Linked DNA regions of Homo sapiens: all the other regions are linked to region 2. The links are chromatin contacts, found by Hi-C or POLR2A ChIA-PET in ENCODE. All regions are on one chromosome and are shown on one strand. Each heading gives the region's core, a stretch centred on a gene start or an enhancer-like site at or near the end of the contact. The rest is flanking DNA. Distances are from core to core; before and after follow the strand shown. Region 1 holds the start of MICAL2 (microtubule associated monooxygenase, calponin and LIM domain containing 2). Region 2 holds the start of TEAD1 (TEA domain transcription factor 1). Region 3 holds the start of LINC02989 (long intergenic non-protein coding RNA 2989). Region 4 overlaps DKK3 (dickkopf Wnt signaling pathway inhibitor 3).

Evidence for each region. Hi-C counts contacts between places; a loop is a spot of excess contacts on that map. ChIA-PET counts read pairs that join two places held with the same protein, here RNA polymerase II (POLR2A). Pooled maps may share reads with other maps.
Region 1: a map of dorsolateral prefrontal cortex shows a loop between it and region 2 (3-fold over the local background). The contact joins the promoter of MICAL2 here to the promoter of TEAD1 in region 2. A Hi-C loop is called at or near these places in 2 of 168 maps with a recorded cell type or tissue (dorsolateral prefrontal cortex and naive thymus-derived CD4-positive, alpha-beta T cell) and 7 of 50 pooled maps.
Region 3: a pooled map shows a loop between it and region 2 (2.2-fold over the local background). The contact joins the promoter of LINC02989 here to the promoter of TEAD1 in region 2. A Hi-C loop is called at or near these places in 1 of 168 maps with a recorded cell type or tissue (gastrocnemius medialis) and 2 of 50 pooled maps.
Region 4: a loop to region 2 is called in a pooled map, with 2.7 times the contacts of the local background. The contact joins the enhancer-like site here to the promoter of TEAD1 in region 2. A Hi-C loop is called at or near these places in 4 of 50 pooled maps. POLR2A ChIA-PET finds 5 or more read pairs at or near these places in 2 of 52 experiments (H1 and activated T-cell).

What each region holds. Positions count from the first base shown.
Region 1 is chr11:12,109,067-12,112,004 of GRCh38, reverse strand. It overlaps MICAL2 (microtubule associated monooxygenase, calponin and LIM domain containing 2), which reads right to left and starts at 1,415. Exons shown (of 28, transcript NM_001282663.2): 1 at 1,279-1,415. RefSeq lists an enhancer at 806-1,509 and a silencer at 1,052-1,721.
Region 2 is chr11:12,672,854-12,675,786 of GRCh38, reverse strand. It overlaps TEAD1 (TEA domain transcription factor 1), which reads right to left and starts at 1,366. Exons shown (of 13, transcript NM_021961.6): 1 at 953-1,366; 2 at 226-378. RefSeq lists an enhancer at 1-539 and a silencer at 1,375-1,674.
Region 3 is chr11:12,085,389-12,088,188 of GRCh38, reverse strand. LINC02989 (long intergenic non-protein coding RNA 2989) reads right to left here and starts at 1,318. Exons shown (of 2, transcript NR_186297.1): 1 at 1,069-1,318.
Region 4 is chr11:11,977,718-11,980,653 of GRCh38, reverse strand. All of the region lies in intron 3 of DKK3 (dickkopf Wnt signaling pathway inhibitor 3), which reads left to right. Among named protein-coding and RNA genes, the nearest start is that of DKK3, 29 kb to the left of the region's middle. Within about 2 kb of position 1,278, at least 23 of the 41 ENCODE cell types and tissues checked have a DNase peak (open chromatin) inside an H3K27ac peak, as active enhancers do.

The DNA.
Region 1 (2,938 bases), core at 166-2,665, 560 kb after region 2:
AAGACAGGACCTGTTGCCCAGTAGGCACTTAATAAGTCCGTCTTCTCTCTGCATGAAGAAAGTGAGTTCTTACGGTATTAGAGTCTCCAGGGCATTGCACAGGACTACCCTGGAGACCGGAGGCCCACTTGTTGGGTCGACTGCCACTGGGGAGGGGGAGCAGGACAGAGTAAGTGCAGGTGTCAGGGAACCTGGCACAAACACTGGAGGGCCAATTCGCCTCTGGCTTTTCTCCCGTGGGACCAGCCCACAAGGGGCCTGGCTGGTGACTTCATCCTTCACCAAAATCATTGTAGACTGTAGTTAACAGGCGACAATCACAGCAAGAGAGCCGGCACACTGCTGTAGGCCTGGCGGGGCCCTACAGGCTTCCAAATAAAAGCTCTTTCCGCTTTAAGAACCCAGGCCTCAGAATAAACAATGTGGAAGGAGGCACACTACTCTGGTTTCCACATCCCCTCATCCCCATCCAGTAAAGGCCGTTCCCAGCTCTGCCAGTGAGGCTGGCGGTGAATACAATTTACCCCACCTGCCCCGTCTGGCCCGGCAGCGGCTTAGACGCTGTGGGCAAGATCCCACCTCTCCCCGGGGCCAGCCAGGCACCTACAGGGTGGGTGCCGCGGACACCCTGCGGGGGTGCTCCTGGGCCTGGAGCGAGAGCGGGCTACTGGGGATGCGGGAGACGCGATGCAGAGCGGACAGTGCCGCGGCCCCTCGGACCACTGCCACGACCCCATCCCGACTGGGCTCCAGCCCGCGGCCAGCCAGGCCACTGACATTTGGCCCAACTTAACTTCCTGTTACTAAAGAGGGAGGGGACAGGGGAGGGGGAAAAGGGCGCCCAGTGAAGAGCTGGAACGGGGCGTGCAAGGCTCGGAGCCCCAATCCTGGGAAGTTTGGGGATGGTCTTCTGCCAGGTGACAGGCAGCACTGCAGGCGCGTCACTCCCACCCCGTTTTGGCGCTTGCGATTTTCTAGGCTTGGAACTGCAGGGTTTGGGTGTTGCGGAGCGGAGTAAGAGGTAGTTCGGCGTGCCGGTGGGAGGCTTTTATTGCGTTCTAATTGGTTCAGAGGCCGGCCAGGGCCGCCCCGGGCTTCGTCGCAGCGCCACCTGCTCACTGTGCGCCCCGCCGGGTGGGTTTGAGGCGGGGGATGCTGCGGCCGCACCTGACCCTCCCGGGCGTTGGACACGGCGCAGAGTCCAGCCGAGGCTGGCACGGTCCCCACCCGCGCCCGCCCGCCCTCCCCACCCTGAGGCCAGCGCCGCCCCCGCCTTACCGAAAGTCGCGCGGGCTGCCCGGCCCCGGGTCAGGCCTGCCTCGGCCCTGGCCGCGGGCGCAGCGATCGGGCCCCGCGGGCCACTGACAGAGCTGGGAGCGAGCGAGGCGGCCCGGCGCAGGCTTAGCCAGCCGAGCGCCTGCGGTTCTGCGCCGCGCGGTGGACCGGGCTGGGGAACGCCCCCGACAGCGGCGCGGCCAATGACAGGACAGCACGGAGCCCGCCCCGCCCCCGTGGGGCCGGCTGTCACCGCCGCTGCCGCCGGCGCACGTGGGCTGTAGCCCGGCCCAGAACGCAGGGAGTGGCCGGGCGCTCCCACCCTGACCCGCACAGGGCGGAGACCAGGGGAGGGCTGCTGGGAGTGGGGCGTGGTGGCGCTGCGAGATGAAACCCCCGGTGTTGGTAAGCGGGTATCAAGGGAGCGGCGAGGGCCTGGGCCTCACGCTTCTTGGTCTAGGCGGCTGGAAAGCAAGACACGGCATCCCCTTTTGGACATGGGGGAGCAGCATGGCACTTCTAGTACCGACTGTGTACGTCCTGTGGACCTCCCTCTTTGCTCGGCTCCTTGACCACCCTGAGCTTCCGCAAACCTCCTTGCTAGCTAATAGGATCTTCCCCTCACCTGGCCTTGCTTGGCTAAAGCTAGTGGGAAGGGGGCGGTGGTGCAGACTACCTGTGTTACCTTGGTCAGATCACCTAAACACCCTCTACCTTTGGCTGTCATATCCCTATCTTAATCTCTGCTCTGCCCACCTTCCCGGGTTACCCTTACCCCCCACAGCTCCAGAGAGCAACATTCACAGACAACACAGTGTGAATGGAGTGGGGCCTAGTGAGCAATCAGAAGCACTCTGTAGACTATAACTACTGTAAAACACCTTGTGTTTAAACGGCTCTTGTAGCAGTTATCATGAAATGGGGATCTCCATGGGCAGGAACCATGTCTGACTCACCTCTGGAACCCAGGGCCCATCACAGGGCTTGGCCCGGTGTAAGCATCAATAAGTGTTCTTGGAACTGAGCTACCTAGGCAGAGGAAAACAGGCAGGCTTGAGCAGTGAGAAACAGTATTGTGGCTCCAGGCTGCTGGAATTTCCCCAGCACAAGACCACCTCCAGGAGACACCATGTTCCCTTGCCAGACAAGTGCAAACAGAACAGTTTGCCTCCCCAAACCTGCAGATTATTATTATTTTTTCTCTACTCTACTTCTTGCCATGTGATCCTACTCTCAGCCCTTTGGTGTTTACCAGGTATTGTCCTACCTGGCAGCTCTCTTAGCTCTCTCTTCAGAATTCAATCAACTTCCTGTAGATGAACTTTCCAGCAAAAGCTGTTCCTACCCAGTTTGCAAGGCCCAGTCAGCTTGTACTCTCAGAGGGCCAGCACTCCACTCTGATGGAAATCTGCCTGTGATGCCAGCCTGGGGAGTGCCCTTCACACGTGATCTCATCTAAGCCTGGCTTGACAGGTATGTATTGTATCATCATCCCATTTCACAGATGTGGAAACTGAGACCAGTGAGGTAAAGCAACTGGTCAACATCACATGGTTAGTAAGTATCAGAGTCCGGATTTGAGCCAGATCTGGTTCCAGAATCTACATGCCTAAACACTATGTGCTGGGGCCTCTACAGCACTGCCCATGCCTCTAGGGTACTT
Region 2 (2,933 bases), core at 117-2,616:
TTTTCGACTCATTAAAAATATTGCTTTGATTTTTTAAAAATACAAAAGTTATTTTTTTAAAAAGAAGAAAAGTCACAGAAGTTAAACTTTCTTTAAAGCGGGACTCTGGACTTTTGAAAACAAGTGTTGCTGTTACGAACAAAGACTAGAAGTGTACCCAGATTTTCTCCCCCCCGGGGATCATTTCTCTTCCAATCAACAAACAAATCCCCCAGTATTTCCTACCGAAAGGGAAGGGAAGTTTTCCAGGGAGAGTCTCCTCCTGGGTTTGGTGGTAACTGCGACTCAGTCTTTTTTGGACACAATGTTTCTGCTGACTCCTGAAAATTTTCCACTTGAATGTGCAATGAAGCGGCGGCGGCAGCGGCAGCAACAGTCCTGGAGAAGCGGCAAAGACGACCGTGCCCTTTTTCATCTTTGAGAAGAAGGAGCGAACCCCCCGCCAGCGGCACAAGTCTGCGCAGACCCGGGCCGGCCTCGGGGGTACCCGGCGCCGGGGGGCGGCGGCGAAAGCAGGGGGGTGCAGGCCGGCTCCGGGCTCCGAGGCGGCGGCTCTGCCCGCCCGCGCTCGCTCCGAACTTCTGGCTCCCCAGCGCACCCCGTCCAAGGCGCCCGAGGGTGTGTGCGTGTGTGCGCGTGCAGGCGGCGGGAGAGGGGGCGCGCGGGGGGCGCGGCGCGGCCGGCCGGGGGCCGCCTGTTGCCGCGCGGGCTCCCAGCGCGCGGCCCAACTTGGCGTCCTGGCAAGTCGCGCGGCGGCGCCCGGCCGCTCACCTCGGAGGGGGCGCGGGGAGGCGGGTGTGGGGGCCCGGCCGCGGCCCTCCGCGTGCCCGCCCGCCGTCGCACACAAAGCAGAGCCCGCAAAGAAAGAGCGGCCCGCGAGGGACGCGCCGCCGGCCCCCCGCTGCCCCGTGCGCCCCCCGCACCCCAGCATCCGCCCCGCGCGCCAACTTACCTCGGCCCAGGGAGCCACCGCAGCGCCCGGCGAGTCCGAGGCAAACTTCGGCGCCGCTTCCCCCGCCCTCTGCTCGGTGCCCGGCTCCCTCCCCGGCTCCCGGTCCCTGGGCCCGGCCACCCCACCCCTGCCTAGCACCGCTCCTGCCCCGGGGCCGGCTGGCGCGCTGGGCTGCTGCCCGCGCTCCGGGCAAAGGTGGAGGGGTGGGGGGGCGTCACTGCATGGCCTGTGCCTGGACGCGGCCGCCCCGGGCCCGGGCCCCGCCGCGCGGAATGGCCCGCAGGGTGGAAGCGAGTCTGCAAAGTGCTTGGTGGGCGCCCGCGGCGGGCGGCGGGGCCGCGGCGGCGGCAGCAGAGGCTCGGCTCGGCTCAGGCGGCGCGGCGCGGCGCGAGCGATGCTAAGAATGTTCGGAATGAGGACAGGAATGAAATGAACGCCAGGACCGAACTCGCTCCGGAGGGGTGGGGCCTCGGTGACGTCATGCGGCCTGCCGCCCGGGGCTGGAGGCGGGGCCTGCCGCCGCCGGTGACGTCATGGGGAATCGGGGCGGACCGGCGCGGCTGCTTCGCCGTTGGGGCGCGGGCTTTCGGCAGCTGGGCGGAGTCTCGCGCCCACGGGGGAGCGTGGCTCGCGCGGGAGCCGCCCTCCGTCTCCCGGCGCGGGCTCCGGGCTTTGTCCCGAGCCGGGGCGGGGCGGGGCGGGGCGGACGGGAGCTGCGCGGCTTGGAAGTCCCTGCGCTCGCGCGAAGAACTCTGGAAGCCTGGGTTTCTTCCAGGGGGCAGGCGCCGAGGCGGGAGTTGCGCGCGACGCGCCTACCGTGCCTCAGTTTCCCTAGTCCGGGACGCGGAAGCGCGGGTGACTGCGTTGAGTGCTCCCGGACTCGCGGAAGTCTGCAAGTGTAGGGTAGAGAAGTTGCCTTTCTGGTGATGCAGATTGTTGCTCTCGAGCGCGGTGGACGCCGTCTCCGGGCCAGATTCCCAGCCTGCCATTTCTTCTCTTCCCTTTCACTTTTATAAAAGTTCACAGCTCTCACTCAAGTCGAAATCTGTCTTACGGTTGGGAAAGGAAAACCTTTAGCTTAGCAAAGAAGGATAATTACAGAGTTCGTAATAAACCTGCCCTGCTAGCAAGGTCTTCTCCAAGTCAGTTAAAAAACTAAGTTCACTCATCTCTGCCGGTTGTACTTTTCAAAAGTAACTTCCTAAACTTTGAAATGCTGCATCCGGCGACTTTAAGTTAGCCCTTTCATTATTGAGAAACTTCATTTCATTATTAAAGGAATCATTTTAACCCTGCCATTGGAGGTAGTGACGCAAAAGTGACATAGACGCAGTCGGTAAATCAGAAAACGGGTAAAATCGACCCACTGGGGACAGAACCGTCTAAAGTTTCGGGTGATTGTTATAATTATTTAACAAACTGCAAAGCAGTTCCCGCACAGTGGACCTCATTCGTTCTAGGCACTTGGCTCTCTTTTCCAGCTGAGGCCTCAGGATTAAATAACAACATATTTTGTGCCCGAGGAATCCCTATATCCCTATATATGGGTAACTGAGGAGACTAGACTGTGACTGAGTGCAACACATTTCTACAAAACATAACTTTTACTAATACATTGTTTTCCTTTTTTTTAATTTTTTTTTTATTTTATTTTTGGAGACAGGATCTTGCTCTGTCACCTAGGCTAGAATGCAATGGTGCGATCTGGGCTCGCTGCAGCCTCGACTCCCTGGAATCAAGCCATCCTCCCTTTTCAGCCTCCCGAATAGCTGGAACTACAGGCACGCACCACCACGCCTAGCTAATTTCTAAAATTTTTTTGTAGAGATGCAGTTTCACCATGCTGCCCAGGCTGGTCTCAGACGCCCGGGCTCAAGCTGTCCTCCTGCCTCGGCTTCCTGAAGTGCTGGAATTACAAAAGTGAGCCACTGCACCCAGTCTTATTAATACATTTTTAATTTCAACTCTTGAAGTAATCGGA
Region 3 (2,800 bases), core at 69-2,568, 590 kb after region 2:
GTGGGGAAATGGATTCTGTCTCTTGATGGGAGGAGCTACACGGTCACATTGCAGAGGGTGTGGATTGAGGATGCAGAGGGTGTGGACTGGAAGGGATAGACGATTGTGGCTGTTTTTGCAATCAGTCTATCACAATAACTAATAAGGATATAAGAAGTTTGCTAGGAGCCGCGTATAGTGGCATGCCTCTGTCATCCCAGCTACTTGGGAGGCTGAGGCAGGAGGATTGCTTGAGCCTAGGAGTTTGAGGCTGCAGTGAGCCATGATCATGCCACTGCACTCCAGCCTAAGTGACAGGAGGATGCTGTCTTTAAAAAAAAAAAAAAAGAAGAAGAGGAGGAAGAAGTTAGCTGGGGAGTGTAAATTACAAGTTCCTCCTCTGTTTTCACTGACATCATTAGTTAGGCCTCCATTGCTCAGCATTACCTTTCACTGTTTTAGCTTTCCAGCCTCTATGGAGAAAGGAAAGACAGAAAGAAACCGTGAGGAGCTGTGTTTGGGTGGCCAGCCAAACTTGCCAAGTGCTCCAGTCCTGTGGCTTTCAACAGAGCTGGGCGACGCCCTGGTGCACTGTGGCAGTTTCTCAGGGCTACCACAAGGGAAATGGTTGAGTGTAAGTGTGAGAAACCCTGAGTCCCCACCTTAACCAGGGCAGTACTCTTCTTTCCTTGTGATTTCCTTTGGAGAAAGGTTATGCATCTTTAAAAAATAAAAATATTTCAAATCCAGTGAACTAGTCTAACCTCTCAATCTTACAGAAAAGGAACCAGTCTTAGTGAAATGGAGTGTTCTATTCTACATTACTCTGCCACTGAGTGTCTTGGCCGGTGTCAGACTCCAGGCTGCTGACGTGCCATCCTACCTGAGCTCATTCTTCTGCCTGACTCACCCCTCCCCTCACTGGGTTCAAGAGACAGCAGATTGCTGAAGCCCAGAGAACAGAAGAGAACTGAGGAACATCAGAAGGGATGTCCCTGACCTGTCACTGCTCCAATTCTCTACTTTCCCACCATGGTCCATAGTCCTTGAATCCTGAGCCTCAGCCACCACCCTTCCGCACATACACACCCTTACGTGATGATCCTGACAAGGCTTGGCCCCCAGAACCACAGACAATTCCAGGCATCATATTGGCAGGCAGGCTGAGCTGGCTGGTCAACCCCAGGGTGGAGCAGGGCACACTTGGGGGAGCTGATCCTGCAAGGGCAGATGGAGCTCCATCTGGGAGAAAAGCTCATTTCCCAAGAGAAAGCTTGGTCTTGTTTGGAGCCTGTGATCTCCTTGTTCTCCTCCCAGTTTGTTAATTCCATTTCTTCCCAAGTTCATTTTTTTAGGACATGGGCTATTTATAGCTCCCCCTAAGTCCTTTCCAGTCTGTTTCCTGTTCAAGTATACTGCATTAGTCACCAGAAAGTGTCTCAAGCAATCTCTGTGTCCCTGCCTGATCCCGGCCACAGGGAACACGGGGATGCTGGTCAGACTCAGGGTGGATCCCCTTGGAGAGATGGGAAGCAGGAGGCAGGAGGCTGGCTAAGGGGGCTCATGGGGGCAGAGGGAGCATCTCTTATTCCCCATCCTTTGTGGTATCAAGCCCTGAGTCCTTCCTGGAGTTTATCTAGTCCTTGGAGACACGGAAACTGCAGGGGCACCTCCATTTGGCTGCATATTTTTGCCATTACTTGATGACCTATTTGCATGCAGCTCCTTGCAGAGAATTTCCTCTCAAGCCATATAGGGTGATTTCATTGCACCACATGAAGCTTTTATTTGCAGTCAGTGATCAAGGCTCCTTCCTGACTTCCTCCTGCCAGTCCCACATCCCTCCTGTCCACTGTGACCTGCCTAGGCTGCTCTGAGCTCCCTGCAAGCTTGGTTCTCTCCAAGTGTGGTTGCTCCAGGAAATTACCAGCTTTATCTGAGGAGAAGGTGCTGGAGATCCAAGCTGAGTTTTTGTATCAGCAGGATGCCAACATTGCCCAGCAGCCCTGGCCACCTTGCGGGCTTTTATCAGCCTCCACAAATCCCTAGCAAAGGAGTTGAGTGCAGGGTTTCTGACCCTGAGCTTGCTGACACTGAAGGGTCAAAGGAAAGAAATGCGGAGGGAAGTCCGAGGTTTTGTTTGCACAGCTAGTCATCAGGCAGCCTACATCTCAGAGACCAACATTTTCCCAAACTGTAGTCTCAGTACTCCCCAGCCCCAAACAAAGGGACTTAATGTCCCTTGAACAAAGCTTCCGAGGGCCTCAGAGATAACTTGCTCTAGGTTCTTCTTAAGGGGCAATGACCTCTGTAGTCCCAACCTCAGTGTTGCCCAACTCAAAGCAGCAAGGGACCAACTGATACCCACTGGTCACTGAGCACCTGCTTTATGCCAGGCTGCCTGCTGAGTGCTTCAGAAACAAGCCCTCTGAACCCTCCGAAAGAGTCTTGATGAGAAGGTGCTTGAGCTAAACGCAATCTTCCTGTCTCACTCAGAGAGGTGGCATACACACCAGCACCCTGAGCGGAGGAGGTGGAGGAAATCGGGCATACAACATGGATGCCAGGTTCCAGCCCAGGCCCAGGCATCCCAGGGCCACTCCTGAGCTGTGATGCACACCAACAATCTGGCACAACTATTTTTATTTCCACTTGGTTTCCATCCGAGGAAATCATGAGACTGTCTCCCCACATAGCACACTCAATTACATCCTTGGGAGCACAAGAGCCCAGAAGATGCAATCAGGGATGGCTGAGTCAGGCGCAGTCAAGGATGAGTTTGCTTCTGAGAGTGGAGGTCTCCGGACTGATCCCCAGGGTA
Region 4 (2,936 bases), core at 29-2,528, 700 kb after region 2:
AGTGGGAGAGTCTGGGAAGGCTTCCTTGAGGAGGAGACATCTGTGCTGCTCCCTAAAGATTGATTGACAGATAAGGGAGGTAAGGGCATTCTAAAAGCATGGGCCAAAAATCTGGGTCCTAGGGAGGTCAGAAAAATCAGGCTGGAAAACAGGTTGGGAGCTGACCAATAAGAGCTCTGTATACCATGCAGTTTGGACTCCAGGTCATGGTTGCTGGAGTAGGTGGAGACAGTCAGTTGTGAGGTAGAATGTGCTCAGGGTGACAGTCTTACAGGAACTCATGACCTTGGTCAGTCTGTGAGAGTCCAGAACCCGTAAGCCCTGCAGATTCAGAGACCGGACCTGCTCAGCAATCTTGCTAACTAAATTCTGACCTCACTAATGTGTAAACCAAAAGCACAGGCTATTAATTTGCAGGGTTGAGGAACATCTCTTTCCATGTGGGGACCCCCATCCGGGATGCTCCCTATGTGGTGTCAGGGTCCTGGGGGGCAAGTTTGGTTTTCTGTAGGTTGCTGGGTGAGTGAGAATTAGAGCCGAGGGAGCTTGAGATTGTTGAAGGGAAGTCATGGGTTCCCGGGTGCCTGGTGTAGTCAGAGCAGAGAGCTGCCACAGAGCTCCAGGCCTCCCTCTCCCCGGGTCACTGGGACACACCTTTTGTTCACTCCCTCTCTCCTTGTCACATTCTTTTATGATGTCAGAATCACAGATGCGGGCTGACTGTTCCCAGGGCCTGGAAGGCAGGCTGTCTCCTCCGATTATGTGTTGACTGAATTTGTGCAACCCTCAGCCTTCTCCAGGGCCCCTCGGCTGGAGCAGCTTTCTGAACAATTATGATCAGGGACGTGCATAATCAAGTTTGTGTTTTAGGCAGATAACTGGAGCTGCAGAAAGGAGTCTGGTGGAGAGGGAGGCAGGCTGGTGGCTGGACGCTGGCCTCCTTGCTGCCACATTGTGCATAGGATGAGGTATGACTTGGTGGGAGCATCTGTGAGGGTAGCAAAGGCCCTTCTCTGCCTGTGAGGAAACCCCAGGACAGTGAGCCCCAAACCACCAGAGTCCCTCCTCACCAACTTCCTGGCCTTAGCAGGAGCTGGGCAGGAATAGAGACTTCTCAGGAGGGTAGAGTTAGGAGTGAAGCCAGCTTCCTTTCTCTCTGGCACTCATCTCCTGGGATCCACATCCGGATTCAGTTCCTGAGAACCTGGTGAGAACTTGGCTACCCGCCTGTGACCGGAAGCATTTCTCCCGGAGTCACATGGGGGACTTCACACTGACCTGGGCTGGCTCTCCTGCTCTGCATCCAGACGCTGTAGGTCCCGCGGGGTTTGCAGCCTGGAGTTTGGAGCAGCTGAAAGGCCTGTGGGCCCTGAGCAGATACAGCAGCAGCTGTCAGGGGGCTGCTCCTGCCAAGGCTTCCCCACCCAGCCTCCATTTCCTGACACAAGGGTAGGACAGTTGGAGCTCCCTGCGGGTTGGGAAACAAAGGCCAAGGCCCCTGAATGGATGGGAAAAGTCAGGCTGGGGAGAGTCTGAGGTTCTCGCTGTTGTGATTCATGCCTTTCCTTGCGTCGGTGAACCTGTTCCCCACCTCTGTAGCTGCTCTTGTTACCGTGGGATACTCAGCCTGGCCATCTTTTTGGATCCCGGACCCCATCTGCTGCCTGACCTAGCAGGAGAGCCAGCTGCTGCTTCACATCCCAGCTCCAGCACTCACTAGCTGTGTGACTTTGGCAAGTTACTCAGCCTTTCTGTGCCTCCATTTCCTCATCTGTAAAATAGAAAGGAATAGTAACAGCCCTCTCTCAGTGGAGTGTTTTGGAGATCATGTGAGTTAATGCTTAGGATGCAGGACAGCTCTGGGAATAATATCTAGGAAGCAATATAAATATCGGCCATTATGGCTATGATTGTTTCATGACAACCCCTGTTATCATACACAATCCAGAGGCTTTTCTCCAAGTACAGAAGCTGCACCTGAGCATGGTTGCTCACACCTATAATCCCATCACTTTGGGAGGCCAAGGTGGGAGGATCACTTGAAGCCAGGAATTCAAGGCCAGCTTGGGCAACATATAGAGAGACCCCATCTCTACAAAAAAAAGTTAAAAACAAAACCAAACAAAACGATAAAAAAAAGAAGAAAGAAGAAAGAAGAAGAAGAAGAGGAAGAAAAAGAAGAAGTGGAGGAAGGAGAGGAAGAAGAAGAGGAAGAGGAAGAAGAAGAGGAAGAGGAAGAAGAAGAGGAAGAGGAAGAAGAAGAAGAAAAGCTGCACATGCTCACAAAGCCCCTGAAGCACAGGCCAGAATCTGGGGTCGTGAGTGGGTACGGGGAGGAAGGGCAGTGCTTCCCAGCCTCCTCCCTGGAGTGGGGTCAGGAGCAGGCACCCTGATGTCCTTGTTGGCTTATCTTCATGGATGTCTTTGAGGCCACCTCTCTTTCTGTGGCCACCAGCCCTTCCTTCTCAACCTTCTCCTGCTCAAGGCCAACCCCACTTTCTCTCTTCCAAGAAATGCACCTGTTGAATCTTCACATTGATCGGATTGGCACATAAAATACAAGACACCCTATAGAATCTAAAATAATTTTTGGTATGAGTGTGTCCCATGTAATAATTGAGGCATACTGTATGAAAATATTATTCATTGTTTATCTGAGATTCAACTATGGCTGGGCATCCTATAATTTTATTTGCTAAATCTGACAAATAAAATTCAGCTAAATTATTTGCTAAATTTGGCTAAATCTCCTTTAATCTGTCCAATAACCTCATGAGGTTCCCCACTTTGAGGCCCCTAAACAAAGAGGTCCCATGCAAGTGGAATAAGGAGCCATGGAGGAGGCAGCGGGTCTGGGAGACCTGGAAGTGCTGCTGGACTTGTCAGTGCATTTGGGCCTGAAATGCCCATCAGCCTCCTGATCTTCTGCATATGGA